Regions from separate parts of the Homo sapiens genome. Here region 2 is linked to region 1. Evidence: chromatin loops called from intact Hi-C (ENCODE). Cell type or tissue: heart right ventricle. All regions are shown on one strand. Each heading gives the region's core, and the rest is flanking DNA. Links, peaks and the distances in the headings are about the cores only. Region 1 overlaps CCBE1 (collagen and calcium binding EGF domains 1). Region 2 overlaps CCBE1 (collagen and calcium binding EGF domains 1).

Region 1 (16,425 bases), core at 4,637-12,636:
ATTTCCATTTTGCAAAATGATTATACTTGGCTTCAGTTTGAGTTTTAGCTTGTCACATTTATTCCAGATTTTTCTCTCCAGTTGGATTCAGGTCCCTAGTATGTTTAGGCTGTTGAGACCCCAATTTCTGAGAAGTCCTTCACTTCTTCCTCACATTTAATGCAGTTCCTGCAATTTTGTACGTACATCTGCCAGATCTGTCTTAGTTCCCATATTGGCCATGTCTACCTTGGGGTCAACACATATGTATCTATAATTTGATAAACATTTTCCTATGTTAAGTCAAGATATCACCTTTGTTTTGGAGTTTATGCAATTATAAAATTTGTCACTTATGTTTGGGTGCCATGCCAAGTGGAATGTTGATACCATAAGATAATTCTAATATTTCAGTATAAAATTTTATGCATAGGTTTTATTTTAAAAAAAAAAAAACAAACCCTAAATTTAGGAAGAAGCAGCCTGTCTTTGAATGGATTGGCTTCGTTCTGTTGGCTATTTGACCTCTTAACAATGTAGACAGTTCTCTCAATGTTTTGCCTCTAGGGTCACTGCTGGCTGAGTATCCTTTATTAACTGCGTGAGGGATCCAGAGGAGCCTGAAAACACGGCTTAATGAAATGTACAGATGATGATAGAGGAAGGCCATGTTCTGTTCTCGGCATGGGCCCGAGCGCAATAGCAAGAGGAAGAACTAATGCTGTTGGCAATAAATAATGAAACAATACGCCTGAATTTGGACCAGAGAAAACTAATGTCCCCCTGGAAAAATGATCTGCAGTGATTCTCAGAGCAGTGATCTTGGAGGGAGAACTAGACCAGAGAGGAAATGTAAGAGCTGGGAATGGAGAATTATACCAGTGTTATTTTCATGTAATTCGTCGCGAGCTTAGCAGCATAAGAATAAGGAAGTTTTAGTCTTTCTTGTTAATTAAAAAATATCATCCTTGTGTAATTGCATAAATACTTGTGTGGTGCTTCACTGCTTCAAACTTGCTTTTTACATTCATCACCACAGCTGATTTTACAAGATACTCTCCCTGCGAGCTCCCAAAGTGTGAGTTATTGAGAGCTGTGCCCAGGGAAGGAGGAGGAGGCTGTTTGGATTGTCCCCTCTTACTAATTAAATCACTTAAGCATGGAATGCTTAAAGGCAGTTTCAAAAACATTAGTCTCAGAAGGGAATGCCTGACTTGTCCCTTGTGGTCCTCCCCTTGGTCTACTCTCCTGTGCCCTTCTGCTTTAGAAGATTGTTCCTCGCCAGGCGCGGTGGCTCACACCTGTAATCCCAGCACTTTGAGAGGCAGAGGAGGGTGGATCACCCGAGGTCAGGAGTTCGAGACCAGCCTGGCCAACATGGTGAAACCCCGTCTCTATTAAAAAAATAAAATAAAACAAATAAAATAAAAATTAGCCAGGTGTGGTGGTGTGCACCTGTAATCCCAGCTACTCAGGAGGCCGAGGCAGGAGACTAGCTTGAACCTGGGAGGTTGGAAGTTGCGGTGAGCCAAGATCGTGCCACTGCACTCCAGCCTGGGCCATAGAGTAAGACTCCATCTCAAAAACAAAAACAATACAAAACAAAAATTTAAAGGCTGGGCACAGTGGCTCACGCCTGTAATTCCAGCACTTTGGGAGGCCGAGGCAGGTAGATGACCTGAGGCCACGAGTTCAAGACCAGCCTGGCCAACATAGTGAAACCCCATCTGTACTAAAAATACAAAAATTAGCCAGGCATGGTGGCGGATGCCTGTAATCCTAGCTGAGGCTGAGGCACGAGAATCGCTTGAACCTGGGAGGCAGAGGTTGCAGTGAGCCACTGCACTCCAGCCTGGGCAATAGAGCAAGACTCAGTCTCAAAAAAACCAGATTGTTCCCAATTGTCAGGTCCCAGCCCAGAATGCCTATAAATGAGCCCTTCCTTGCCTGCTCAACTGTCAGTGCCCTCGTGATCCTGAGGCCATTGTGCCATTTTTGGGGGCCTTGGTTTCCTCATCAATGAAGTGAATAGCTTGGGAGGACTCCAACACTGAGACTGTGGAGATCCCTACAGCCCTTTCTGCCTAGAGCAGAAAATTCAATGCTTAGTTATTTGTTCTCTTGTTTTGAACCTTAAAGCTTTTGCAGGTTGGTCTTGGCTTCTCAGCAATATTTTAATTCTTAAGGACATCTGTGTTGGATTTTGTTTGAATCTACAGGATACAGCAGCCCAGTGCTAAATACAGAGTAGATACTAAATGAATGGTTGACTTTTCTAGGTTTTTGGCATCTTACATTTCCTATTATCTTCTTACTCTAAGATGGCATCCAAACCACCAGTACTTCGCTTTTAAGGGTCCTAATTCTAGTCAGTTTGTCAGACCCCAAATTTCTACCTCCCTGATGCAGAGCTGCCACCTAGTGGGAAAAGGTGGCAACTCTAAGCTATTTAGTGCCCAGTGCTTCTTAAGTTGGTGTTATTTGGTTTAATTCAAGAAGCCAAGAAGTAGGCATTTTGGAGTGAGTTGCAGCAAAGTGACTTGAACCATGCTGCTCTCACATAGTCCAGTAGTCTACAACCTGCATGGTGTGATTTGCAGGTAGCTGATCTGGGCTCTACTGCTCAGAGATCCTTATTTCAATGGCCTTTGACATCTAGCATTAGAGGCTCATTCCATAAGTGCCTTTTAATCTTTTGGAGTGTTTCCATTGATCCCAATACTATGTTGTCCTCTCTCATTGTTTCTGGATTCAAGTCGGCACTCTCGGTAGCAAGTGAAAGAAACCCAATTCAGAATTGTTCACAGCCAACAAAGGAAGTTTATTGGCTTATGTAACTGCAAATTCTAGGGATAGGCTGGCTTCAGGCAGCCTGAAACCCTATCATCAGGATTCAGCCTCTTTCCCTTGGTTCTGCTTATGAAATTACTTTCTGGTGCTCCCCTCTCGCTATCCTTCATGCCTTTTTTTTTTCTCCAGATCATAGAAAAGTACTGGAATGTACTCTTGTTGAGCTACATATCAATATTTGAACAACTGCCATGCTGAGAGTGGGCAAGTAAGTTGTATTCTGCTTGGCCACATCTAGGTCATGGGACCACCTGAATCGCATGAGATGACAGGAAAAGTCATCATTCCCCAAAAGAAAATGGAAGTACCATTTCCAAAATAAAGCTTGGATGCTAGGCAAGCTAAAAGAACAGATGTCTATGACCTTGGCCATTGTATATGTTCACTCATTGCAAGCCATGTGCCATTTCCTTTGATATCTGCCAGTGTTTGCACATTGCTAGATCTCTAAACGGGCTTAATTAATGGCTGAAATGATTGAGTTGTTAGGTAGGGAGGCCAGTGAGCACCTGAATCCCACTGTGGGTACAAAATCAAAGATACATTGTGTAGGTAATCTAGGAACAACCCTGTGATGGTTTTAAAACATGAACATGCAGCCTTGTTCATTGGGACCCTTAATCTTAGAGCCTAGATCCACCACTTAGGAGGTTCAACCTGAGACCATCATGCTGGAGAGGTCACACTTACGTGTTCTGGTGACAGTCCCAGCTGAGCCTTCCAGCCATCCTTGCAAAGATACCAGACATGAGAATGCCTGCTTGCATCCTCTAGCCAGCCCATCTGCCAGTTAAGTGACACAATGGGACCTTTAATGCCACACCCAAACAGAAGATCCTCCCAGCTGAGCCTTGCCCAAATCCTTGACCCACAAAAGTGTAAGATATCATAAAATGGTGGTTTTCCTAAGCCACTGAATTTTAGAGCAAATTGCCAGTGCTTCAACACCTTAATGAGAAAGTAAAGACCAAATACATTTCTAATTACCTTGACTATGATCTCAACACAAATGTGTTATAAAAAGAGCTGTTTATGAAGGAAGATTAAATGACTTTTTTTTTTTTTTGCCCAAAAGGCTTTCAAATAATAAATTTATCTTCCTCCTGCCAGCAGTTTGTTGGCGAGCTGCCCCCTTTAATGTCAGAGCCTAACAGAGCACGAGCATGAGGCGGAGGTCAAAGTCTTGCCTGCTTGTCACAGCTTTGCCGCACATGGTGGCTGGTTTACTGGTCCCCAGGGGGCCTGGAAAACTCCTGTTTCCTTATACAGCTGGATCTTGGCGAGCCAGTAGAGTGTGTTCTGTCAGTGGTATTGCAAAATAGAAAGTAGGCTCCTTTTCTGGAAACTTTCTTTTCCCTGCAGACTGCAGTGTGCCCCTGCAGTATGTCCATTCTTCAGAGCCTTGCTAATAAATGGTCACGCAGAGAACTGGGATGAAGTTTGTGATGGGCCTAAAAACTTGGTGTACACATCCTCCATGAGCCCTCCTGGCTCGCCTGCTACCTCCCCCTGAAGGCACCGGCCCACCTTCCCCCGACAAGCTGTTGAGAACCTCCAGGCACATATGCCTGTCTGTTTTTGATAATCCACCATCTTCTCAGGAAACCATCTCCCAGCCAGGGCTCTCGGAGACTACTCGAGAATACTATGCTGTTTTCTATTCCTGACTTCTCTGTTAGCAAAAAGCAAGTGACTTCTTGATGGAAAGTATGTCTTGAGATGATATAACTTCCCGTTACCACTCCTTTCTTAATCATGTATTCATGGAACTCACTCTGTGCTGGGCAGTGTTCTAGATCCTGGGAATGTATTCATGAACAAAACAGACAAAAGTCCAGTGGTTGAGGAACTTACTCTCTAAAGGAGAAAGGGAGAGAGGCACATAAACAGCACACTCAGTTGAACAATACTATGTATTAGGAAGATGAAATGATGAAAATGAAGGGAAAAACAGCAGCATTGGAAATGGCTGGGACAGGGAGTTGTAGCGACACAGTGTCTTCTGAGGGGGTCTCCTTGAAGATGACCTTTGAGCAAAGACCAGAAAGAGATGAGGGAGTCAGTTACATGATACCTGGGGGAAGATGATTCTGGGAAGAAGAAATTAGCAGTGCAATGGCCTTTAGTTAGTAGCAGGGAAGAAACCTGAGACTCACTGAGTATCATGAGTAGATGAGGTCAGTGGGCTTTATGAGCCATTGCAGGCACCTCTTACTCCAAGAGGCATGGGAGCCCTTGGAGAGTTTGAACAGAGGAGTGACAGGATCTCATGTATGTCCCAGACTACCCTGGCTGCTGGCTGTGCATACATCCTAGGGGAAAAGGGTATAAATGGGATCCCTTAGGAGGCTGTGGCAGTGATAATGATGAGAGGGTGCTGGCTGAACTCAGAGGTAGCAGAGGAGAGGTGACAAATGGTTGGATTTTGAGTGTTTTAAAAGTGGTACTAATAGGACTTGCTAATTTGGGGTGAGGACAGAAGTCAAGGATGGCTCTGAGTTTTTGGTTATAGCTAGGCAGGTTGGTGGCCTAGAAAGCAGATTTGGGGAGCTCAGTAGTTCAGCATGGATTTTGTTCCACTTGAGAGGAAGGACTGGCACTTGGACATACAGGTCTGGGTCCTCGGGTGAGGAGCTGACTTGAATGAAGAAGCCCTTTCCCAAGGCTACTTGATTGTCTCAGGTTAGATTAGAAGGCCTGATCCCAGGTTTTGGAACGTGTTCTATCCCGTCATATCTTATGACTCCCATCCATCCCACGAAGCCATGGACATCGCGGTGGTTACAGGGAATGTCCATGGCAGCCCTGTTGGTCTGGAGCATGAATTGGACTATTGACATGATCAGGTAAAAAGCTGCCATCTTTAGGCTGGAAGAGCATTAAGATAGATTTTTTCCATCACCTCATGTCTCTTGGAGTAGGGGCAGTAAGACTGGAAGAGAAAAGTTAGGAAAAAATACCATTTTGTCCCAAGAGAATCCAATATAAGAAAAAGCATATTCTCCTTATTATTTTTAATGAAAAATAGTAGCTTCCACTTAGTGGATCCTTGTGTAATATTTACTAATTAAAAATAAAGAATATCCAAAAAGATGGAAGTCTGAATCTGGATTTCTTTTTTGAGGCTGGATATCACTCTGTTGCCCAGGCTGGAGTGCAGTGGCACGATCAAAATTCACTGCAGTCTCAGCTTGCCCCCAGGCTCAGGTGATTCTCCCACCTCAGCCTCCCGAGTAGCTGGGACTACAGGCATGCACCACCACACTCGGATAATTTTTTGTATTTTTTGTAGAGACGGGGTGTCGTTATGTTGCCCAGGCTGGTCTTGAACTCTTGGGCTCAAGCGATCTGCCCACCTTGGCCTCCCAAAGTACCCGGATTGTGGGCGTGAGCCACTGCACCTGGCAGAATCTGGCACTTAAAAATCCACTTTGAGTATGGTTTTCAATATGCCTGTATAAGCTTCCTAGGTTTGCTGTAACAAACTTAAGGCAACAAATTGTGTCTTAAAAAAACAGAAATGTATCCTCATAGTTCTGAAGGTTAGAAGACAGAATCAAGGTGTCTGTGGGGCCAAGTTTCCTCTGAAGGCACTAGGGGAGCATATCCTTGCTGCTTCCAGCGTCTGGGGGTTGCTGACAAGCTTTGGCGTTCCTTGACTTACAGCTGCTCACTCCAGTCTCTGCCTCTTCTGTCACATGGAATTCTTTCTGGGTTTCTATGAGTGTCCAGATTTCCTCCTTATGACACTATTCATTGGATTAGGTCCCGCTCTAAGCCAGTGTGACCTCATCTTAACTTGACGGCATCTGCAGAGACCATATTTCCAAATAAGAAATAACACCTATTTCTCCGGTACCAGGAAGTAGGACTTGGATATGTCTTTTTGGGGGACACAGTATTATCCACTCTGATACTGAAAGAAAAGAATGAGGTGTAAAAGGTGGTATAAACTAAGGAAGTATACTGCTTTGGCAAAATAACTCAGTTAAAATCGTTTTAGTAATTCATATTTCTTTCTCCTTTTGTAAAAATTTAGACTACATTACACAAATTTTGTCTTCTAATTTTTGACATTTCAAATGAGATTATATTCTGTATAATTACTCAGAATACGGACAATATGGTGTATATATCACTAGGAAACTAAGCAGGATTAACATGAGAGGGAGTGACTGGAATTTGCAGTATCTTCACAGTATACCCCATGAATTGCTGAACTGATGAATGATGGATTGTTTTATATTTTTATGAAATGAAGAGTATTCAAAAGAGTAGTGATAAGGAAACTGAGCTCTAGAACAGGATCATCAACTAAATCAACATGAACTAGTTGATCTCTACAACAGGATGGACACACAATCCCAAGACCATGGGCACAGTTGGGAAGCTTGTGGAGAGGCTGAAGACATGGTGACTAAGAGCACAAGTTCAGGACCAGGATAGTCCAAACCCAAGCTCTGCTGTGGAATCAAGGGCTCAACCCTTAACCCCTCCAGGCCTTGATTTTCCTGTCTGCAGAATGGGAACACTGTTCTTATCTCACAGGGCTCTTTGAGGATGTGATAAGTAAATTCCCATAGAGGTGGCATAGCATAGTAGATGAGAATGGATTCTGGAGTCAGAGGGCCACAAGGCCAGTCTTGGCCTTACCACTTGCTAGCTTTATGGCCTTGGGCCAGGTGATAAGCCTCTCTGGGCCTCAATTGCTTCCTCTGTAAAATAAGGATGATGCTAATACTCATTGTTAAGATTAAATGAGGTAAATGAGCTAACACTTGGGAAATTCTTAGAGCAGTGCCTGGCACAGAGTAAGTGGTATTTGAGTATTTTCCATATTGAAGTGTGGAATCAGTGCCAGGGCTACATAAGCCTGATAAGTGTTCATTGCTCCTGTCATGTTTATAATCTCCTCACCCTCCTGCCCCTGAAAATACCCCCATGTCAGCTGCCTTTTCCACATTTATCTGGATACTGAAAAATGCACGTAAAGGGACATTTCACCTTAAGGAAAGCTTGGACTTTCAAAACAGATGCATTGCGAGGTGGTTTACTTTACCAAAGGATTTACTGTGGGGTTCCATAAATAAACGAGTACTTTAAGGTGGAACTTTATTTACAAAACCAATTCCTTCTTTTCAGGAACATTTTGCTTAAAGCAAAATAGATACTAAGATTGGTCAAATTGAGTGCCCTCTGTTTATTTGTCCATCATAGATCTTGGACTATCCACTTCTGCGCTTTGATGCATGTCTATGTAGCATTTTTAGCCCCCAGGATTTTCTTATGTTACTGTCTTAGTCTATTCATTCTGCTATAACAAAATACTTGAGACTGGGTAATTTAAAAATATAGTAAAAGAGATTTATTTTCTTGCAACTGTGGAGCCCGGGAATCCCAAGATAAAGGTGTGGGCAGGTGCGGTGTCTGAGAGCCTGTTCCTCATAGGCTGGGTAGGTGTCCTCACATGGGCTCTTTTACAAGTTACTAATCATTCATGATGACTTAATCACCACCCCAAAGACCCCACCCCTCAGTACCAACACAATGGGAATCAAGTTTCAACACATGAATTTTGGGGGACATTCAGACCATAGCAGTTACCTAGGTGTGATAATGATTGATTTTAGAACTACAGAATGTAAGAATTGGCGGGTGGCTGGGAGATTCTCATCTCTGTCCCAGCAGCTGGTTCTGCATTCAAGAATGTTGATTCAGACAGGGAGAAGGTGGTTCCCCTTTTCAGAACTAATTCAGTCTCCTTGATTATATTTTAAAGATCTCAGTTTGCTGCTTGCTTTTAATTTTTCTCTAATACAGCTTCCTTTCAAATAAGATGATGAATCTCCAGAAGTCCCTGCAAGCATCAGTATATGGCTACAATTTTTTTTTTTTTTTTTTTTTTTTGAGACAGAATCTCACTCTGTAGCCCAGGCTGGAGCGCAGTGGCGCGATCTTGGCTCACTGCAAGCTCCGCCTCCCGGATTCACACCATTCTCCTGCCTCAGCCTCCCGAGTAGCTGGGACCACAGGCGCCCACCACCACACCCAGCTAATTTTTTGTATTTTTAGTAGAGATGGGGTTTCACCGTGTTAGCCACGATGGTCGCGATCTCCTGACCTTGTGATCCACCCGCCTCAGCCTCCCAAAGTGCTGGGATTACAGGTGGGAGCCACCACGCCCGGCCTATGGCTACAATTTTTATACCACTGTGTTGACCTTACCTTGTCTTTATAGCAGGGGATTTTGGTTTCCATTTGTTACCATGGTGGTCAAACTTGGTAGCATATTAGAAACGCCTGAGAAGCTTTTAAAGCCATTCACACTTTGGGGTTCCCATCCTCCAGAGATTTAGCTGTGTGAATTTTAACAGCCCAGTTGATACTATTGCATAGCTATGTGTGAGTGTATCAACTTATAAACATGACTGATACTTTATCCATGCTAATGTTTGCTGTTTTTAAGGTTAGTGAATTATATTTAAGAAAACACAAAGAAACAGCCCAGGTGGTTACAGGGATAACTGAGGTTTGGTAAACACTGAAGCTGGGGAGGTAGAATCACCTTACCTAGCCAATGTCACCAAAGTGGCTGGTGACAAGAGTGTCTCTGAGCTCATCCAAGGCTCTCTTTTGTTTTTGTTTTTGGTATGTGAAGTTTCTCACCCTTGAAACAACCGCACTTGTACTTGGAGGAAGCTGAGACTCCCTTTGGACCTAGTCATCCTGTTTTGTGGCCACCACCGTCATAGCAATATTTAAAAACTCCATTGGGCCTTCAGCCTCAGTGGCAGGAAGCCTAACTCTATTTTGTTGTCTTAGTCCCTGGAGTATATTGAGGCTGCAAAGTTATGTTCACCAGATCTTGGTAGTTCCAACAATCACAAATATATTTTTAAAACTTTAAAAAACATAAATCTATTGCATGTATCAGTACTGATGCTCACATTCTCTCTTCCCTGCCCCCCAGCTGTCCCCTCAATTGCAACTTTAGTATGCCCTTGCATTTGCAGCAGAGTCCCAAGCATACTGTCAGAACCTTGGAATGGTTATGTCACAGGCCAAAGAGAATTTGAGGCTAAATTGTGAAGGTCTAGCCAATAAGAATGAAACATCAATAGTGTTTTCTTCCAGACTTGTGGCCTTGCAGCAAAGAACGAGGCAGCTAGAGTTGAAAAGCACTTCCATACCAGAAGCTCTGCAAATTGGGCAGGCAGCTAGATGTCTTCTTAAATTGCATTTCTGGTGACCTCAGCCATGGCCCAGGCAGACCACCCTCCTTTTCATACAGAAAGGTAATTCCGCTACTAAGTTCAGTCACTCCCACATTGTTTGGAACAGGTTACTCCTAGTGGTCCTGTGGTTTGGGTGTTTGCACCGGGGAACATGATTAATAAAAACCACACAATTCATTTTGACAGCCTTGGCCCATCTCTCCCAAAGTGAGGAGCTGCTCGTGACTTTCTTTTTCTATTTTCAGCTTGTGTTTTTTTATTGCAAAACCAGGCATTCCTTTGAATTCATGTGTGTCCTTGAAAACAAAGCAGCCGTGTTTTCAATAGTGCAGACTCTTCCCCTGTCTGTTGCTGGTAGATGCGCCTAATGGTAAACAATTTATAAACAAAATGTTCTCCCCTCAGCCCCCGGCCCTCCAACCCCTTGCTTTTGTACTGATCTGTAGCAAGGGTCTCCTAGCACGTACAGGATAAGACTTGTGAGAGTTTGAAAGAAACTCACGGCCATTGATTATTACCTGGGCTTATGCATTATGTGAACATGTTCCTTCAGAGAACCCAGGAAGGCATCCTATCCTTGTCCAGACTTTGCTCAGTAAGAGGCAGGTGACCAAGTGCAAACAGCACAGTGGGTGGGTTCGAAAAGAAGCTGGTTTGAATGTTTGCTCTGCCATCTGACAATTTGGTGTCTTGGATAAGTGCCCTGACCACACACCATGCCTCAGTTCCCTTTTGTACAATGGGAGACCAGGATAGAGCAGACCTGACTGATTAAGGGAGGAGAAAATGTTTCTGAAGGACCCAAGATAGACACAGAATGGCAGCGGTTAACTGACAGCAGAAGAAGTAACCAGTGAAATCAGGGAGCTTGTCTCATCCTTAATTCCTACATTTTTTAAAAAAGGATTTTTTTTAGAGCAGTTTTAGATTTACAGCAAAACTGGAAGAAATAGTGATTTCCCATATACTCTCGACTCCACATGGATAGGTATTTCCTCCTCACTACCAACATTCTGTGCCCCCTTTCCAGAGTGGTGCATTTATTACAATCAGTGAACCTAAAATGACACATCATTATTACCCAAAGTCTACATAGTTCATGTTAGTTTTCACTCTTGTCACTGTATGTTCTGTGGGTTTAGATAAATGTATCATGACATGTATTTTCCATCATAGTATCATCCAGAGTGTTTCCTCTGTCCGAAAAATTTTCTGTGCTCCCCCTATCCCTCCCTCTCTCCCTCCCCCAGACCCTGGCATCTTTTTTTTTTTTCTTTTTTCTTTTTCTTTCTTTTTTTTTTGAGATGGAATCTCTCTCTGTCACCCAGGCTTGGAGGGTAGTGGCACGATCTCAGCTCACTGCAACCTCTGCCTCCCGGGTTCAAGTGATTCTCCTGCCTCAGCTTCCTAAGTAGCTGGGATTATAGGCGCATGCCACCACGCCCAGCTACATTTTGTATTTTTAGTAGAGATGGGGTTTCACCACGTTGGTCAGGCTGGTCTAGAATTCCTGACCTCGTGATCTACCTGCCTCAGCCTCCCAAAGTGCTGGGATTACAGGTGTGAGCCACCATGCCCAGCCTTTTTTTTTTTTTCTTTAAGATGAAGTCTCACTCTGTCGCCCAGGCTGGAGGGCAGTGGCATGATCTCAGCTCACTGCAAGCTCTGCCTCCCGGGTTCAAGCGATTCTCCTACCTCAGCCTCCCGAGTAGCTGTAATCCCGAGATTACAGGCACCCGCCACCACACCCAGCTAACTTTTGTATTTTTGGTAGAGACAAGGTTGAAATAAGGATGTAACTGCAGGTGACTTCTACCCTCAAGGGCAGGCTGCTCATTTGGACAGATCATTCTAAAGGGTGGTGCTCATTGTTCCATCTGTACAGTATTCATGGGCAGCCTCATGTTGGCCCTGCAAGTGAAGGTCCTCTTGAACACCCTTGTAACAGGCAGGATCACCCTTGGAGGTGGCCATGGAAGAGAAAATCACTTGGGTGAGCAGATGCAGAAAAGGTGCTGAGAGAAGGTGGACTTTGAATTATTCAATGCCAGGATAGTGAGAGCCAGGAGTCTGAGAGGACACATTAAGCAGACTTCTTTGCATAGTAGTTTTGAGGGTGTGAAATAGTGCTGGGGTGTCGTTTAGATGGGCTGTGAGGGTAAGTCCATGGCTGGCCTCTGTCACCAAGGATGACATCTGTATGTTGCCTACTGTTGTCACTTGTGCAGCAGGCTCCCGAGTGGAGTTAAGCTGCTGATGTTCGTGATGTTTGATTTCTGACATTAAGGCAAAGACTAAAAGAAAATAGACTGAAAGAAAAGACTAAAGAAAATAGGCCTTCCCTTACTTTCATCGAGGGCTCTGGCCATGTAAGTGACAGAGGGTGGTTAGGCTTCAGAGTCGGAGAGATATGAGTTTGCTTACTACTGATGGTGTGACTCTGGTAGGTTAGTGACATCTCTGAGCCTTTGTGCTCGCCTGTAAAATGAAGACAATCCTGTGTTACTTGAAGGATTGTTCTGGGATTCAGTTATAGCCCATGTAATGCCAGGTATGAATAGATGCATGGCAAGTTGTAGCAATTATTAGTGGGGGTTATTTATCCACATGTCTGCTGCCTCTGTGTACAAGGAATGGCTCAGGAATCTCATCTATGAGCAGCTCCACTGGGTGGATGTGAGGATAAAACCAATGACTCCAATGGCCCCAGAGCAGGTGGTCAGGCAGTGGGGACACCTAGAAAGATGAGTGTGATTAGTTCAAGCCCAAGTCCAAGGGGAATGAGGGACTGATTCATCTTGCCTGATGAACTGTCCACCTGCCCATCTGCTGATGAAACACAGCTGCAGGAACTCTTTCACCTCCTTGGTGTGAGTGTGTGGGGAGTTTGCTTTTAGCTGTTTCTTTCAGAGCTGGGTGCCCCAGTGAGTGATACATCATTTCCTGGAAGCCCTGGGGCCCCAGTCACATGCTCTGTTTTGCTGGAGTCCTGGGAATCCCTTCTAAGAGAGGTGTGGTCTTTCAGAGCCTTCTAGACAGGTTACATTTTTGCCACAACTTCAGATGCCATTCACATGCCAAGTTGAACTCTGTGTGTTCTGTCACTCCTCCTATGGTCTTCCCTGCCTTACCCTTTGTGGTTTCCTTTATGGCAAATTGAAGTCCGATTGCCTGGACAGCCCTGGCCAGTGCAGGGATGTTATTATTGGAAACTCTTCCCATTTGGCACCTGTATTAGTCCATTTTCACATTGCTGATAAAGACATACCTGAGACTGGGCAATTTACAGAAGAGGTTTAATGGACTCACAGTTCCACATGGCTGGAGAGGCCTCACAATCATGACAGAAGAAGAAGGAAGAGCAAAGGGATGTCTTATATGGCATCAGGCAGGAGAGCTTGTGCAGGGGAACTCCCCTTTATAAAACCATCAGATCTTGTGAGACTTATTCACTATTATGAGAATGGCATGGGAAAGACTTGCCCCCGTGATTCAATTACCTCCCATCAGGTCCCTTTCACAACACATGGGAATTGTGGGAGCTATGATTCAAGATGGAATTTGGGTGGGGACACAACCAAACCATATTAGCACCTGTCCTGGGATCCTGCTACATATAGTATTAGGATAAACAATCTCATGTAGGTCAAAAATAACTCATTCTAAGATAATGAGGGTCTCAGCTTTCTCTCTTGAGGGCTTCAGGGCAGTGGCCACATTCTAGCCCTGCAAATTTCCCCTTTTCTACCTCCTCCAACCAAATTCTTCTCCTCCAACCAGGTAAATGCTCCTAGAAAGTCCTAGAAACAGCAGGGTTGTCTTGTTTAGCCAGGGTAATCTCTCCCCCCACTGGAAGACAGCGAGAATGAAGAAGCACTGAGGTCAGAGGTGAAGGGAGAAACTTCTAGGCTACCTAGGAGGGTGCTCTAAGGGGCCTGGAGTCAAGGCTCTCACGTGGGGAAAACTGTGTCTCTTTTTCTGCATGTGCATGTTCCTTCTCCCCTCTCTCCCTCCTCTTCCCTTCCCAACTCTTTCCTTTCCTATTCCCCTCCCTCTTTTGACTTGGCTTACAATGGTGAAGATCAAAAGCTGTGGAAGTGTTGAATGGGACTGGGAATACCGCCCTCTCTTGTCCAGCTTTCTGCCGTGAATTCCCTACCTGCTTGTCTGGCTTGTGTTGGAAGAATTGAGGTCCCTTTTCTTCAGTGATGTGGACCACTAGGAGTTTATAAAAATGGTTTCATCAAAAATGAAGTTAGATATAAATTCAGCTGGAATAGTTTAAGACCTCTTTACCTCATCAAAACAAGAGGAGTTTAAAAAAAATCACTGAGTTTAAAACACATTTAAAACTCACTTGGAACCATAAGCCAATGAGATTTGGAAGAAAATTCCAAACAAGGATAATGAGATGTGACCAGTCTGACCAGACAAGAACAAAACACTAAGATCACTTTTTAAAATTAAGTCTTTGTTGGCTAAAATGAGTACAGTTAAATGGAGCCGGATAAATCATAGAAAGAACTTTACATCTGAGACTTTATATATAATACACATATTACAAACCAGTGAGGAAGGAAGTATTATTTAACATGTACCTTTACAACAACTTGCTTTCTGCTGGCCACAGTGGTGTGCAAATGTAGTCCTAGCTACCTGGGGAGGCTGAGGCAGGACAACTGCTTAAGCCTAGGAGTTCAAGGTTGTAGTGTGGCCTGATTGTACCTGTGAACAGTCACTGTGCTCCAGCCTGGGCAATATTAGCAAGACTCCGTCTCTAAAAAACAAAATAATAATGATAAATAAATACACCTGGCTTTCAATTTGGAAAACATAAATATTTAGTACCCCTCCTCACATGATAGTCCAAGTAATTAGAGATGGAAAAATAAAACGTTTTAAAATTTTATTTTAGCATTCAAGTAAACATGTACTATATAATGGTGGCATCATTTTTAATATGATTGAATCATTTATGCTTTTGAAGTAAACAGATACTTTGAGGCTAAATACATATTCACATCTTCAGGTTACTTTCTATTTTCCTTTAACTTCATTTTACAGGAGAAAAAGTTAATTTCTAACTGCTAAAAACATGAAAGTTTTATTAGATGATTTGTAACTATGAACAGTTAGCAGTCCTAATATAACACTGAAATCCAATACCTGGAGTAGCAGATATTCTCTCTCCACTATACACGAAGTAAAATATAGTTATGTAAACTTTCTCAGCCTCCAATAATTATAGTTATTAAAAAAAAACTGGGTAGTTTACAGATGTACATAATAAATTCTGAGCACTTCCTCTTATCCTAAGTAGAGATACAGATACTTTTTAATGGCCCTCAAGGTTTAGCTGCAAAGAAACTTTTCTAGGCCGGGTGTGGTGGCTCATGCCTATAATCCCAGCACTTTGGGAGGCTGAGGTGGGTGGATCACTTGAGGCCAGGAGTTTGAGACCAGCCTGGCCAACATGGCAAAACCCCATCTCTACCGAAAAATTAGCAGGGTTTGGTGGCACGCACCTGTAGTCCCCGCTACTCAGGTGGCTGAAGCAGGAGAATCTCTTGAACCTGAGAGATGGAGGTTGCAGTAAGCCGAGATTGTGCCACTGCGCTCCAGTCTGGGCGATAGAGCTAGACTCTGTCTCAAAAAAAAAAAAAAAACTTTTCTAAGGAGGATATGTTAGATGTATGTGTCTGAAGATTGCAGACTTCTGGGAATAAGAGTTGGCTACTCTACATTTTACATCTCATTTTTTTTCTTTTTTAAACTAGATTCTGTGGAAAACATCTTAATTTATTAAATATTTTTTTCAATAGCAGTGGGTCTCCTGATGTTTCCCAAGCTGGTCTCAATTTCCTTGCCTCAAGTTTCCCTTCTGCCTATGCCTCCCAAGTAGCTGGGGTTGCAGGCATGAGCCACCGCTCTCAGCTCAAGTTTTACATCTTGAAAGTGCCTGGAAACCACCCTAAAATTAACATAGAACGTTAATCCATCGTTATGGGGGACATATACCTCATACATAATCAAGTATAGTTCAAAATTGATTATCTTTCTTAGATTTCCAAAGTCTTAAATTACTTTGAAAGGGTAAATGGATTCCACATCTACTTTGTCCTCAAATCTTACTTTGAGGCGAGTGGCACGAGCTGTCAATGTATGGAATTTCTGATTAATTCTGCATGATATGAAAGTCACATACTGGCTTGATTAGTTCAGGCACTGTGCCTTGTCTTTTCAGCCTGCAGTGGTAATAAATCAAACAGGATTTTCGGAGGTGGAGGCCTGTGATAAGCATGGCTCAGGTCTGGCTTTAGTAATCCCAGAGTCAGAGAAGAATTGTCTTGAAAACTGTTTC
Region 2 (16,425 bases), core at 4,383-12,382, 61 kb after region 1:
CACATCTTAAAATATCTTTACAGCAACACCTAGACTAGTGTTTGTCCAAGCAACTGGACACCTTGGTCTAACCGGATTGACACATAAACTAAAACCATCTTAGGGGCACACACGTATACTCTTTAATGTCTTCAAGACATTGCGTCCTCAATGAAGCACAAATGTTCTGAGAAGTCATAGTTTATTCTTGTGAAAATGGTTCTGGGATTCAGTTTCAGCTGCCTGCCCTCTGAAGACTGTCCCTGCCTCCCTATTAAGCAAACATATCTCTATTTGCTAAACTTTGAAAGGGAATAAGGCTAACCAACCAATAGAAATTATCCTGACTGATTTATATATTTTGACATTTCTCATAAAGCAGATTTTTTGAACAATGTGATATAAAACTGTGATAGAGGATATTAAGGAAAACTATTATCTAGTGATTTTCTTGAAGTATTTCATTTGGAAGCATGATCATATCAATCTCTGGTAAAGTCTATGTTGTGCCATTTCACATGGTTTTAATTATGTTATAAAAAACCCATATGATATTCTAGAATCTCAAAAAATCGATCTGTAATAACAGGAAATCCAGGACCTTTTTTATTTAGTCTCTTTATAACAACAATTGGTTCCAGCTTCACAGGGCAAGGGGGAAAAAAACCCATAAAATTTGTGACAGCTACAATAATACTGCCTTGGCTCGATTAAACTCAAAAGCAAGCTGATTGAGGGATTGATTTGATAGTGCAAGACATTTTGAAAAAACGTGTGTTCACTCACTGTCATGGGCTTCATGGTTTATTTCTTTTCATGCTCAGTAACTATGAAAATGCCAGCAAATGTCAAGTAAAAAAATTCTTTTCATTTTTTGTTTTCTTCTCCAGATACCATGTCTGCCAAAACAACCACAATAAAAACCCACTTTGGTGTCAATCTTTGATCATTCTGAAAAGGATGTAGGCTGTTCTTGGATTTCTCCAGAGATTAAAGACTAGACTAGAATTTCCAGTAGTCTAAAGGGTGAACTGTGTCTAAACAACATTTGCCACCAGCTCTCGTTAAAATCCAGATTGATGAGCCCCTCCCCTAGAGTTGCAGATTCAGTAGGTCTTGGGTGAGGCCTGAGAACTTGCATTTCTAATTCCAAAGTAAGGATCATACTTTGAGAGAATGACTCTTCTGTACGTATGAGATAAAACATATTAAGAGATTAAATCAACCTCATTATAAGCCCTCCATATATGTACAGATTTTCCATTTCATCCATATGTTTATTCATTTATTCATTTTAGTACTTAATGGGACTACTATAAGGATAGATTTTGTTTTTTAATGATACTTTAAGTTCTAGGGTACATGCGCACAACGTGCAGGTTTGTTACATATGTATATATGTGCCATGTGGTGTGCTGCACCCATTATTCATCATTTACATTAGATATATCTCCTAATGCTCTCCCTCCCCCCTCCCCCCATTCCACAAAAGTCCCCGGTGTGTGATGTTCCCCACCCTGTGTCCAAGTGTTCTCATTGTTCAATTCCCACCTATGAGTGAGAACATGCGGTGTTTGGTTTTCTGTCCTTGCGATAGTGTGCTGAGAATGATGGTTTCCAGCTTCATCCATGTCCCTACAAAGGACATGAACTCAAGGATAGATTTTTTAAAATCACTATTATCGAAGACCTTAAGATCTAATTTTTTTAAAAGCAAGAAGAAACACATAAGGAAAAGTTACATAATAATGTAAAGCAATAATATACGATTACTTGCCAAATGCTTCAACCTTTCCTGATGTCATTAGCAAGATGACTTCTAAAAGGGCTGCGTTAATTCTGGCTTGCTCTACTGTTGACCCAAAAAAGGAGCACATTTCACTCCTAGGGACTGACTGCTATTATACTCAGAAGTGGGAGGGTGAATTTCTGGCTGAAGTTCATACGTTACAACTCAGCAGTCGACTTACTCTTGTGATGGAGCATGAAATTGAAGCAATATGGCTCCCAGCTGAAGGACCAGCTTTGTAGGATTCAGGCCCAGGGCACTGCTAGGGGACCATATAAATGACAGAGGCTCTGATGTCTCGATTTTCATCCTGGTTGGTGGGCAGCCTAGGGGACGTCCGGCTCTCCTGGAGCCAGTGTGCTGGGATTCTGCTCTGATTCCTTGGCTCAGCAGCAGTTCTGTCCTTTGTCCTTTCTGAAAACCTCACACACAGAGCAATTTAATATCACGTTAATGAGCTGCCTGAGGCCCTTGGGAGGTCCTGCCCCACCCCCGCCAGCACATCTCCAAGGATGACTTCCCTTTCATTTTCTTGAGAGGTCACTGCCCTGGCAGTGTCGCAGAATACTCTCCTTCCCCTCACTGTGATCTCAGGGATCCTGGTAACAAGTCTTGCTCACTGCTGTCTGGAGCTTACGTCAAATCCAAGAGAATGTATGCAAAGTCTCGCAGAATCCAGAAGTGTTACAGCCAGCAGACCAGAGACAGGCACTCCTTAGACATGATTGATGCCCCTCATCAAAAACTGGTGGCTGACTATCTTAAGTACTGGCTTTGAGGCCTGGCTTTCAAAGCCCCTCCCCACAGAGCAGATGGTCTGAGGGTGGCCCTGCTTGACCTCACTAAACGTTTTGTGTCTCTTTTGTGTGGGTTCATGTTCCCCAGCACCACCTTATTGTTCCTCTCCCTTGTGGGTTGTGCTTGATGACAGCATTGGTCAGTGGTGTGCAGCTTCCTACTTAATTATTCATATCAGAGTGATCTAGCAGAAACTCCCTCTCCCAGGCTAGATCCTAAGCTCCTAAAGGAAATGAATATTCTTTACCCTTTGCTATTTCTCACCACATCTAAAACAATGTGGAGCGTGTGTTCAGGAAGAGCTTGTCAAATGACAGGCAAATGAAGAGTAACAGATCTTCAAAAGTAGAAAATGCCTTTGATATTCTGTTTAAGAATGAGAGAAAGAAGTTGTAGAATCTGGCATTATCTGGGTAGTGATACTTGCCTAAGAAAAGGGAGCTGAGGCCGGGTGCAGTGGTTCACTCCTCTAATCCCAGTGTTTTGGGAGGCCCAGACAGGAGGATCACTTGAGGCCAGGAGTTTAAGACCAGCCTGGGTAACAGAGCAAGACTCCATCTCTACAAAAACAAAATTAGCTAGGCATGGTGTTGAGCACCTGTAATCTCAGCTACTTAGGAGACTGAGGTGGGAGGATGGCTTGAGCCTGGGAGTTTGAAGCTGCAGTAGGCTATGATTGATTGTGCTGCTGTACTCTATCCTGAGCCACAGAGCAAGACCCTGTCTCTTTTTTTTTTTTTAAAAGGGCGGGGGGAGATGAATTGCTAAAAATAACATCTGTGTTCAACATTGTGTAAAAAAGAATTTGGGCTTTGTGCCTCATTTTGACTCTAATTTACTAGCTGTGTTATTTCAGCTACTTCCTCTTTGACATTCTGTTTTCTTATCTGTAAATTGGGAGTTTGTATCTGGCTTGCAGTGCTAGTGCAAAAAATAAAGGAATTGATGAATAGATGCAAAAGATAAATCAACTAGTGAATAGTTCATGGCATCTGAAATCTAATAGGTGCTCAAAATATCTGTTTTTATTACCAGATATACCATTTTTAGGACAGACTGCTAGTAAAATCGGCATCAGGTGAAGCAACAGATTTAGAAGGAGTCTTCGGTTTCTGGCAAGCTGGTACAATAAAGTGCTTAATACCTTCTTAATGAACCACAGCCAACCCAGCCCTTATGAGACAGATGCTATAGCTTTCTAGATTGGGTTGCTGGAGGGAGAGCCAGACTTGCTGGGTAGCCACTCATGTGAGGAGAATTGTTTGAATAAAAGGAGAGAGTGGAATCGAACATCGTTTGGAGATAACCCGAGATGCACCCCTCTGCAGAGAGGAAAAGGAAGTAGGTTTGAGAGTGGAAACAGCCAGTGAACAGAGACGCAGAGACATCCGTGAAGGTAGTGGGTGAGAGCACACTCAGGCAGGACTAAGGTGGAGGTGGCAGGTGGGAGGTTTAGTTGGCAAGATGTCCCTGGATAGAGAGAACTCATGGCCTGCCCATGTCCTTTACGTGTGAATCAGCTTGCTGTGGCACTGCAGCCTACCACAGTAGTAAGCATGCTGTTCACTCTCACAGATGGGCAGAGGTGTCCAGGTGATCACCTGCAGGGCTCACCTTGGCTCAATACATTACCTTCTGAGAAGCTGAGGCCAGCAGTTGGGGAAGGAAACACATGCCCATCTGATGAAATTCAGCTGGACTGGGCCGCCTACAGCGTGCACTGTTTTTGGTCTGCGCAGGTGAACTGAGCAGATGCAGCCTATCTTCTAGCTCCAAGTTGCTTCAGTTTAGCCATCTTCTCCCTAGTTCTCATGATCAAGAAAGGGAGTAATCAGAAGACTTATGTTATTAGAGAGTCTCTTGAAACCTTGCTAAGTAGAAAAGTAAATAGTCCATTGGTTTCTTCTTGGAGGCCACATAGAAAAAGGTGCTCAGAAGTCTGTTCACCAATACTCTGTGCTAGCTCCTTTCGAGAAGTCTTGGGGAGAAGTAATACCAAGTGTTTTCAGTCACATCTGTACTAAACTTCCCACTCACCTCTCTGGCTGTCCTGTCCATTTACACGGTCTGTGCAGTAGCTAGTCATTGAATAAAGCAGAATCAGGGATTGTGGGTTATCTTCTTATAGGGCACATGAGTAGTTTGTGAGAAGACAGCATTGTTACAACAGGGCAGAACCTCACATTCTGCCAAAAAAAAAAAAATAGGCCTCTTATTTCTGCCAGATAATTTGAGATATCAGGACTTGGAGACATTCAGGTTTGGAAAGTGCCAGAAGAACCCCTGCAGAAACCCACTCTTGCCCTGAAAAGGATTCTCCTAACCGTGGTTCTCTCTATATGAATTCGGACTTAAAAAAATAGAAAAAGAATAGCTACCACAGCGATTTCTAAAAATCTATGAGCAAGAAGAAAGTTCAAAAACAAATGAAGAAAATTTTAAAATACAACAATTTAAAAATAGCATTAGGAAAGGGATGGATGCTTCTGTATGTGATATGTGTCTGCTGATAAAACCTGGAAGGAGTTGTTGGGCCTGCTTTAAATCTGCACACTGTTGGCAATGACTTTTAAGTACGATCATCTTTTTCCCTGTCAGTAACAGAACAGTGTGGTGGTGGTAGTGAGCAAAGTCACGTAGTTGGCAAGTCATGAATAGAGTTTCAGACAATTTTAGGCAGAACGTAGGATATCATCAGCCCTGGAAAATGACACACAGAAGGGGTGTCAGTGACCAGCAGAGCATGGGTCACTGATAGAATTGCTACATTAAAACCCGATCCACTTGGGTTGCAGCGTGGGATGGGTCTTGAGATGGAGTCAAGGAAAAAGCATGACTGCAATCATTTGCTTCCCATCGCTGTCTGCTGGATTTCCCCATTAGCTAACTTAGGCACACAAGCAAGAAATGTCTAATGAAATAGAGTAAATAAAAGAAAATGCAGCCAGGCGCAGTGGCTCACGCCTGTAATCCCAACACTTTGGGAGGCCAAGGCGGATGGATCACCTGAGGTCAGGAGTTTGAGACCAGCCTGGCCAACATGGCGAAACCCCATCTCTACTAAAAATACAAAAAATTAGCTGGGTATGGTGGTGGGTAGGGTAGCTGGGTATGGTAGCCTCCCAGCTACTTGGGAGGCTGAAGCAGGAGAATCGCTTGAACCTGGGAAGCAGAGGTTACAGTGAGCCGAGATCACACCACTGCACTCCAGCCTTGGCAACCAGAGCTAATCTCCATTTCAAAAAAAAAGAAAAGAAAAGAAAAAATGCGTTTAAAACCTCTTTCAATAAATCCAGGACATCATGATGAGAGGAGACCTTAGAAATGACCTAATCCTCTCACCTCTTTGCTTACAGATAGAGGGGAAATAATCTGCAGAATGATTTGTGGTCCTAACATGGTAGCTTTATGAGGCTCGTTCTTTAAAAAGAATTCTGCATAGTTTATCTTAATTGTTCATTTCACCCCGACTTTCATCATCGTTCTCTCACAATGTCTTCTGAGGCTTTAGAGATTTTTTTGGTAGCTAAACATTCCAGGAAGCAGCCATCATTTTTTTTCTTGGGGGTTGGGGCAGCAGCGGGTGGGGGTTGGACAAAAAAAGAGAGTGGTGATAGCATTTAAGAAGCAAATGTTAGCCAGCTGCACTGTCAGTGGTAGTATTTCTTAATAGGAGGATTTAGGGACTTTATTAATATGTTCAGATAAGATTAGCAGCATTTGCAAACATGATCTTTGGCAATCTACACCAGAACAGAACAGCTCAGTTCCTTTCTCAAGACAGTTGAGTACTTCTTTCCTACTTTATCAGTGCCTTTTCCAAACAAATGCCTGAAAACCATGTATTAAGGATAAATCTGGCGATTTAAAGTTACAGTTGTTTCATGTCATGGTACTTCCATCATCTTAGGTTGACTTTTAATTTTTTTTTTATTTTTGCTTCCATTTTATAGCTTTTCTAAAGGTAGTTTTAATTAGGGTGAGTGGTAGATTATGCATATGAGCCTATTAAGCAAGCCTGCTCCATATTGTTTCCTTGCTGGAAATTTTCTCTCAAAGATGGTCACAAGAGACAAGTGACTGACCCAGGGACTTTATTTAAATAATGAAAATGGTTATGTTATGAATGGCCCTGGAAGAGACATTGTGTGTCACCCTGTGGGTGGAAAGAAAATGATACTGTGGTAGAATGATGTGGAAACCATGCATCTGATTGATTTCCTGACCTGCTGCCTGCGGGGCACCCTGGTAGCCACGGTTGCTGTTGCAGTGTGTGTCCTGGGTATTTCACTCTCAGTTACCAGATATGGCTTTTTCTTATTCACTGTTCTCTTATGCAAGATAATAGAGCCTACTGCAGTGAGCTTTAACACTGCCTTTTGGGTCTCCAAGGTCAGAGGTAGTGACTCGGGGTCTTTGGCAATGCATTTGGGGGATGGGGGAGTTCAGGAGCCCTGACGTAACAGCCTGAGAAGATGCACCTGAGACTATTTTATGCATTAGGTTGAGTTTTGCATTCGATTTTCTTTGGGGAGAAAAAAGCTTGAAAACCCAGCAGTGTGTTTCAGAAGAGAACAGGCTGTTTATCTGTACTGTTCTTAAAAAAAGAAAAAAAAAAAATCTAGTGACAACCCGTCTTCCCCTCTTAGCTACAGGGTCTGGGTTTTTGCACAGGGCCTGATGCTTACTTAAAAGGGCCCTATGCTTAGTTTAATGCTTTGCTGTCGCCATCTTGAAAATTCTTAATTTTTTAAATGAGGTGTCCCATAGGTTCATCTTGCACTGGGCCAGGCAAATTACAAAGCTGGTCCTAATTCTAAGGTCAGGCACTATGTGCAGTAGGCCTCAGTGGGGCCAGGTGTGGGGCTGGGCTGTAGAGAGTGAGTTATGGACATTGTGGCCCAGCCTGCCCCTCGCCCCTGGTTACCCAGCCTGAGTGACAGCCCTTTGTCTACCTCGTACCACATCTTTCTTGCTGTGGACCCAACACAGCCCTTTGCAGCCCTTCTCTGATGCTCTTCATTGAGGGCCAGACCTTGATCCCCAGTCCTGTGCCATTGGTTGGAGCCCTGTTCTGAACAAAACACTTCCTAGAACTCTGACAGCCTTCATCTGACTAAACCCCAGCCCTGGTCATTCTCTTTTCTACTCCCCTTCCTCCCTCCCTCCTCTACCTACCTACATTTTTGACACTCAGAGTTAACCAAGAAGACCACAAGCATGACAGACTCCAGAGTGGACTCCTCGTGCTCCCCTGAAGGGTGGCCCTTGCCTCTACCTCACTGTCTGTTCTCCCCTGTGCTCACCTTTCTCCCTCAGGGGCTTGTGTTAGCCAAGCCCATCATGAGCAAGGGAACAAGGCTGACTACTCAGTTCTGTTGCAGTGATCACGCTGGATTTTCCAAGCCATCATGTTTATGGGTTTTAGCTGAGATTCATGTGACTGATGCTTGAACATATACTTTGCAGTCCCCCTGTTGATGGCCTTTAAATCCCTCCTAGATCTATTCTTTATGTTCTACTTCTACCACCATGGACCAAGGCCAGGCTGTCATCACTTTGACCCTGCATTAGCAAATGATCAGCCTTTCTCAATGGTCTTCAGTTTCTCCTTTCCCCAGCCAACCTCATATGGCCTCAGTGTTCATCGTCTTCATTCCAGCTGCAGTATTTGAACACACCCTCTGTCCGGAAGACTGTGCCAGATGCTATGAAAGACATAGATGTTTCACACGAATCCCAAAGACTTCATAAAATAGTTGGTAAGATCAGTGAAATACAAGCCAGTTAGTAATAGATACCTTCTGAAGGGTACAAAGAAAGTACTGAAGACATTGTCATATATTTAGGTTGTTTCTAGTTTTCTCATTAAATATACTAGTATAGAAATGGTTTAATGACCATGATCTAGTCATATGATGAAATAATATGCAGCTCTATGTACTGACAATGGAAAATATTCAATATACAAAGTAAAAACACAGTGTTTATATGTGTGTGTGTATATATATAGTATCTCATTTTGTGATCTCATTTATATAATTAGTGCATAGGAAGTATAAAGTTGAGAGAATTATGTCAAATGACGATTGTCTAGATAGGATTAAAGAGGAATTTACCCTTCATTCTTTATGCATTTCTATAAAATATGAATTTTGTGTAACTTTGTATTAAACTTGTAAATATAAATGAAACACTTTCGAAAGGAAAGTTTTAGAGTTAAGAGGAAATCAGGCTTTAAGCTGCTGATAGTTATAAAGATTGTCTTTATGTGGCTCCTAGAGTCAGATTGCCCTGGGAAGAATGTCTCACCATCTCAGGTTTGTCCTGCTTCTGCTGTTCACACACCTCCCTTATGCAGCCTTCTGGAACTTTCTACTCAGCATAGGTTCATCACTCCAGATGGTTATTCTCACGTCTATGCTGCTGTTCATGCTATTCTCCCTTCCTGAGACGCCTCCCCTCCTCCAGTTAACTTATTCCAGCCCACTGTTCATCACGTTCCCTGCCCCAGCTTGCCCAGCCAATGCTGTTTCCCCTCTAAACATCGAGGTACCAATGATTTGGGGTTATGATCACGAACAACTCTGGTACATTTCTGGAAATGTTGCACATGTTTTACTGACTTGTAAATCCTAAGTTCCTTTGTTGGGAAGAACTGGCTTCTGATCATCTTTTATGACCTCAGTGGCATGAGAATTCTGTGTTGCTAGTAGGCATTCAACAAAGACTTGGTGACTGGAATCATAGCCCTGGTGCTGAGCTTCCAGGCGTCCACTGAAGCTGATCCACTTATACCAGCAGGGGCCTTGCCCTGTAGGGTCTACTGCTTCTCAGCCTCTGGTGCCCTTTGAGCCTGTCTGAGTAGGCCCACAGCCAGAATCAAATAGTGATGTTATCTTCCTGATTCACAGAAAAAAATATGGCTGAATTTTTACTTCAATTTTTCTATAATTTCGTAAATACCCTGGATGCTTGCTACTGATAGTCTGCTTCCAAATGTTGGCCAGATGGCCAAATGAATGCACAAGTAGCAAACAAATAGTATTTTAAAAAATCAAGAAAAACTAATTGTGCTTATTTTTAGCAGATTTGTTCTATTCTTCCCCCCAACCCCCATCCACATGTATTCTAACAAGCAGAGTTGGGGTTTTATATTGGAAACAAGACAACATTCCATCTTGTGTCTCTCGCTCAGTCCATGCCTGGACCTGTACCTTTACCTCTGCAGTTGCCATTTGATGTTCTGGGCAGCTCACCCACCTGGTGGGGTTGTAAGGGTTGCATTGCTCTCTTCTGTCGTCCTAGTCTAATCGTGGATACAGATTTCATCAGAGAACAAAAATACATAAACTCATAAACATGCCAACAGTCTTGTCTCTGTTTTGGGCTTAAGCAATCCGTGACTTATATGGAAGAGTCCATTCCCTGAACACCACCACTCAAACTGGGAAACAAACAAGAGAACTGAAACAAACGAGATCGAAACCTCTAAGGCGGCCTGGCCACAGGCTCAGTGATGGCACAGAGGACATAGAGACACATGTGGCCACAACATGTGAGGGAGGCTTTCCACACCCCCTGCATGAAGGCCACTGAATTAGGGACAGCTGAGTGCTCAGGGAATTTTCAGTGACCCCAGATGAGGGGGTGTGCCAGTAGTTCATGAGGTAGTCTTGACCCCAGCCAGAACTAGGATGGGCCAGGGAGTAACAGGTAACAAAAGTGTACTGTGTGGATGGGAAAAACACCTGGATTCCGGCCAGAACGTACGCGTGTGCACATCCCCTCAAAGTAACTCGGGTAGAAAGCAGGTTTATTATTGAAAAGATCAGGGGACTGACATGGAGATGGAGTGTAGGAAATCAGTTCCCATGTGGGCCCACATTATGTCATTTCTCCACCTCTCTGGAGCCACAAGGTCTGTTGTCTCTGCCTCTCTCTGTGCAGCTGGTTGATTTTCTAGTCTCTGAAGTGTACCAGTTTGTCTGTGGTGGGAGAGGATTACCCTCCTCTTTAATTCTGATTCACATTGCTAAATTTCTTAGTTAATAATCTAAAAAGATAGGTTCTGATTGGTTCCTGGTTTACCAATGGATTGGTTTTTCTGTGGGTCAGGTGTTCATGCCTAGCCAGTCAGCTTGTGTGTTTGCATGTATGTATATACACACATGCATGAAAGACCATACTAAAAGGACTAAGGGAGGTAATGGATTTTTGATAGAATTTCACTGTTTTAACTTATCTTTATGTGTAAGTATTATTTAAAGCAGTCAATAAATAACTCAAGTTTACAAATCATGACCTTGGCTTAAACCTAGACCTATCTTCTCTGCCTACGTACTTGTTAGATCTGGGGATTCAGATCCAGCTCCTGCTGAAGTCTGAGGGGAGAGGGTGGGTGAGCAGAAAGAACACCTCAGGGGGCAATAGGCAGGTAAAACATGATATTATCCAGCAGCAGCTCTCTTCAACAGCTTTCTCAAAGTAGCTTTCTCAGCAGGAGCTTACTCTCACACCATCCACCCTGTCTCGGCTGCTTGAGCTGGCCGCCCTCACACACAGCTGCACAGCCGGCTCTCCCTTGCCTTCAGGGTCAGCAGCTTAACTCTTTCTCTGGGCATGAGCAAGCCAAGCTGTGTCCTTGCTCCCTCCTGTCAGTCTTGCAGATGTACCTTCCATTCCACTCTCTTACTCTGGGCGCTAGCATGCCCGCCATGCCAAACCATGTTTAGCTGAGCCAAGCCAAGCCCCAAGAGCCCAAGAGCACCTGTACAGTGTCAGCAGGGCAGTTATACCTTTTACAGACAATAGTGGCATAGGGCTAAGGGATGGCCTTCCCATGTTATGGCTACATGGCTGTGATAACAAGTGGAGTTACACGCCTGCACTCTAAACTCACTGAGTCACTGTGGCCGGATGTCTGCCTCGGTCTATTCCTTGACCAAAGCACGTCCATGTAACTTACACTCCACCCCCTAGGCTGAGGGAGACATAGGGTTTGGACACACAGGTTTGATATACAGGTTTTGCACACAGGCCTGACGTAATTTTGGGCATGCAGGCCCAATACATACACATAGGCTTGACATATAAACCTGACACATAAGCTTTGGGCATGCAGGCCTGATACATAACTAAGCTTTTGGGTACACAGGCCCATTACATACATGAGCTTTGATAAACTGCCCAGCTATTGGCGCAGATTACCATAGGAGTTACCCTTTTGGTGATTATCATTTACACTGCCCTGAGCTTAGCTCATTCAGTACTCTGTTTCCACTTGGTTTTAAACCATATGGTGTCAGTACTAGGCTGGACCACACCAGCAGGCCCATCTGTGCACCATGTCCCATTTGGAATGGGGGGACGCTCTTCCTATCAGTGAAGGCTCAGGGTCTAGGAGTGCCTTAGGCCCCATGGCCTTATCTTGCATTAGGACTACAGGTCTCAAGACTTTTTGTAACTCTGCTGCTAAGGGACTTGTACTTTAGTATGCTTCACTGCTCTAAGTAGGTGCCCCACTTCACTGAAGTGGATGTCTGTGCCGTCCCTGTCCGGGGAGTCGTTATCCATCAACACACCCATCCTGCTATTGGGTAAGTTGTCCACGTGACAACTGTAACCCGCCCTGCCACACTCTTATGAGCCAGAAGGGCAGCATATGCAGTTACTAACTGCTTTTCCAGTCCAGGGAGTGGTTACTCATGAACACACCCTGCTTTTGTTTTTGTTTTGTTTAATCCCATGTAGGTCTTTTTTTCTTTTTAAGTTATGGGATACGTGTGCAGAACGTGCAGGTTTGTTACATAGGTATACATGTGCCATGGTGGTTTGCTGCACCCCTCAACCCATCATCTAGGTTTTAAGCCCCGCATGCATTAGGTATTTGTCCTAATGCTCTCCCTCCCCTTGTCTCCCACCCACTGACAGGCCCCGGTGTGTGATGTTCCCCTTCCTGTGTCCGTGTGTTCTTATTGTTCAACTCCCACTTATGAGTGAGAACATGCGGTGTTTAGTTTCCTGTTCCCGTGTTAGTTTGCTGAGAATGATGCTAACTGCTTTTTTATTAAGGAATACTGGAGTTCAGCTCCCTTCCACAGGTGGGACCAAAAGCCTATGGGCATACCCATGCACTGCAATAGGCCCTAGCCAAAACTATCTGTGGTTACATGCACATCCACTTCAAATGGGCATCCCTGGCTAACTACCTGTAGGGCTTGTGCCTGCTATATAGTCTGGCTACCAGAAAGGCTGTTCCAGCCTTGTCATCCCAACTCCCAGGCAAGAGGGGCACTGCTGCTTCTAAACCTGCAAGAGAATCAGAGGTTAGCATAATATCAGTAAGACCATGACATATGGTAGGGCTATGCATATAGCCCTGCAGCAACACTGTGAAAGTCCATTGTCACCCTCCCATGAAGGCAAACCGTTCCTGGCTCTTGGTGGACTGTCCCGGTTGCATTGTCCAGCGGTCCATCAAGTCCATGACAGAGAGTACAGCTGCCAAGCCGTGTGAAACATCCACCCCCAGAATATCTTCAGGCATGGGAGAGACATGCACAGTGCATAGGCAGAGAACTAAATGGCTGATGCCAAGACGCAGAGACACAGGTTTCACTTCCACTGACTGGCCTTCATAGCTGTTAATAAATGCAGCTCTGCCCAGAAACTTATCTAGGTTCAGGGACCAGTAGATTCCCAAGTCCACACGTGGTCTTTGGTTATTTGGAGTCCCCCAAGCCAAGGACCTTGGCCAGTTCTGTTATTAAACACAAGAGGCTTTATGCTTCCGCCAGCTGTAACAGGTATTCTTTGAACCGGAATGCTTGGATGGGACTGGGTTGCGCAGCAATGTCCTTCTTCCGAATGACTTGCACTAACTCTGTACATGACTGCCGACATTACTTGCTTAACTCCCACAACTTGGCGGGGCACGGGCACCACAGGAAGTATGCTCCACCACAGTAGGGGGCCTCTGGGTCCACCTGTGGGGCCCAAGAGCTGCTTATGCTCTATTTTCTGACAGATCACTGGGTAAGCCTGCAACAGAGGTTTTTCTTCTTCCCTGTGCTGCGTCCTGCAGGGACTGGACATGCACTTCCCACAGTGCAGTCAGAAACACCCATCCAACTCAGCCAGTAAACGCAGCTTGTTGCTGTGCACTTCCAGATGCTTCAGCGCCATCTCCACACTTGCAGGAGACCCCATCTACTGCCTCCCATATTTCCACTGGGGCTCATCCAAGCAGCACCACTGCCACTGAGTACCATAGCCCATGCTGCAGCCACACAGCTAACCTAGGAGCCCTCAGGGACTGAAGACCCACTCACCTCATCCCATCCTCATCACCAATTGTCAGATCCCGGGGTCCAGGTCCAGCCCATGCTGAAGTCCGAGGGGAGTGAGTGGATGAACAGAAAGAGCACTTAGGGGGCCGTAGGCAGGTGAAACGTGATTTTATTCAGCAGTAGCTCTCTTCAACAGCTTTCTCAAACTAGCTTTCTCATCACCAGTTTACTCTCCCACTGTCCACCCTGTCTTGGCTGCTGGAGCTGGCCACCCCCATACACAGCTGTGCAGTCAGCTCTTCCTTGCCTTCAGGGTCAGCAGCTTAACTCTTTCTCTGGGCACAAGCAAGCTAAGCTGTATCCTGGCTCCTTCCTCTCCATTTGCAAGATGGACAGCTTTGGCTCTCTCGTTCTCTGGGCACCAGCATGCCCGCCATGTCAAACCATATTGAGCCAAGCCAAGCCCCAAGAGCCCCTGTACAGCATCAGCAGGGCAGTTATACCTTTTACAGGCAATAGTGGTGTAGAACCAAGAGATGGTCCTCCCATGTTGTGGCTACATGGCTGTGATAACAAGTGGAGTTATACACATGTGCTCTAAACTCACTGAGTCACTCTGGCTGGACATCTGCCTCAGCCTATTCCTTGACCAAAGTACATCCATGTACCTTATGGTACTTTACAGATTTAAGCATTCATGAGTGAATCTGAAAGCTCTCATAATCTAGTCTCTGCATTCTTTGACTTTCACCATTTTGTGCAGCTGAATAGCATTGTGCAAGGAGTCCTGTTCTTCTGAAGTCACACTTTCAACAACCTCAACTAACTAGAAGACTGCTGAATTGAGAGAAACTGTGTTCATGCTTTATTTCAAAGTGGACTTCAGTTTCTGTGTAAAATTATGTTCCCTGATTCCATAAGCCAAGTGATCTTGCTTTACTTCAGCTAGCGAATTGCGAATGATGTTAAGAAAGGGGCCTTGACAATCCCTTAGAAAGGAGACATAAGATACACGTGAGTCACCAAATAGAAAGCAGTCTTCGGCTCCACCTCCGGGGAGTTTTAGGGGTTTCTCTTCCCCACACTTACCATGTTATGTCTTTGAAATGCAGGAGTGGTTATGATAGTGACATGGTCATCAAAAACAAAACTTTATATCCATGCGTAGTTTAATAAAGGTATTGTTACCAGCGGAGGGTCTTGACTAAGAGTGGTCCAGGTTCTTGGTGTTTTGAACAAAGAATTGGACAAAACGCACAAAGCAATGAAAGAACGAAGCAGCGAAAGCATAGATTTATTGAAAAGAAAGTACACTCCACAGAGTGGGAGCAGGCTCAAGCAAGTGGCTTGAGCACTGGTTACAGACTTTTCTGGGGTTTAAATCCCCCCTAGAAGTTCCCCATTGGTTACTTGGTTATACCCCATATAAATGAAGTAGTGGCCTATGATCAAACAGAGGCTGAAGTGAAGTTAAAAAGTTACTACACCCTATGCAAACGTCTGACTGGTTGCAGGAGGGGACCAATCAGAGGTACTTCGTATTTCTCATCTGCAACACAGTGGAAATGGGGGGATTGCAAAGGGAGTAGCCCCTGATCCTTCTGTTACTTGGGTGTGGAGAGGTGGGGTTTTCCTTTTGACTCAGTTCTAGGAAGTCAGTGAGAATCGGCCTGAAGTTCCCTGCCTCAGTATGTGTATCAGTTAGGGAATCAGACAAGCAGAAACTGAGTGATGAGGGATGCTCATGCAGTTGTGTGGGTGCCGACCCTCAAATCAGCAGGGCTGGTATTTGGAGAAGAAAGATGAACTCACAGTGGGGAAAATCAAGGATGAGCTCAAATCTGGAGGACAAGCTAGCATCCATGCCAGTCTCCCAGAGGCTCTAGGCCTCTAACTTCCACATTGCCTGTGACATGCATGGGAAGCTGGAGTCCTCTGCTGGGAGCTTCACATGCTGGCCTGGGATGCAGAGAAGTTGAGCTCAGTGGGAGTTAGAGGGATTGGGGCCCAGCTGCTGGCCTGTGAGCTGCACCTGGTGCCCTACACTGACCTTGAGAGGGTGCAAACCAGGTTGCTGCTGTATATCATCTTCCAAATCACACACAAGATACCCCTGGTGGCCAGCACTAATGTGAAACATGGCAGGGCTGGGAATTCTGAGAAATACAATTCCAGCTTAGCTGGGCTGATGCAGCACAAATGCAGCAGAGTTTGAAAATGTATAAATATTCCCATAAACAATGCAAACAGCTTTGTCTATTTTAACCTTAAACTATTCATAAAATTGACTTGTACGGAATACCTCTTTCCTTGGACATTTCCACTTCAGTGGGAACAAAAAACCTCAGTGTGGGTTGGAAGAGTTACTATGACAATGTATTGATTTTTTTTCCAAATAATTGTTAATTTCAGAACTGATTTTATCCTACTAATAATACCTGGTTCTCTGAGCAGAAAAGCACCCTTTTAATTAAATTCGGTCACACAGGTCATTGCCTGCCCTTCTACTTGTGCCCTGCTGCGGGGACTCTGCTTCCAGCTGCCTTTAATATTGCATAACCCTTTGTC

What was found. Peaks named below come from ENCODE experiments on the same cell type or tissue, not always from the same donor. Only the 100,000 strongest peaks of a DNase experiment are listed, where the experiment ranks them.
Region 2: a loop joins it to region 1, with 2.5 times the contacts of the local background. A loop is called at or near these places in 2 of 110 quality-filtered maps.

Annotation. Positions count from the first base shown.
Region 1 is chr18:59,617,742-59,634,166 of GRCh38, reverse strand. The region is part of intron 2 of CCBE1 (collagen and calcium binding EGF domains 1); the gene reads left to right. Among named protein-coding and RNA genes, the nearest start is that of CCBE1, 71 kb to the left of the region's middle. In heart right ventricle, for the core only: no CTCF peak of the experiment used is centred there; no DNase peak of the experiment used is centred there; H3K27ac peaks cover 654 bases.
Region 2 is chr18:59,556,517-59,572,941 of GRCh38, reverse strand. The region is part of intron 2 of CCBE1 (collagen and calcium binding EGF domains 1); the gene reads left to right. Among named protein-coding and RNA genes, the nearest start is that of CCBE1, 130 kb to the left of the region's middle. In heart right ventricle, for the core only: no CTCF peak of the experiment used is centred there; no DNase peak of the experiment used is centred there.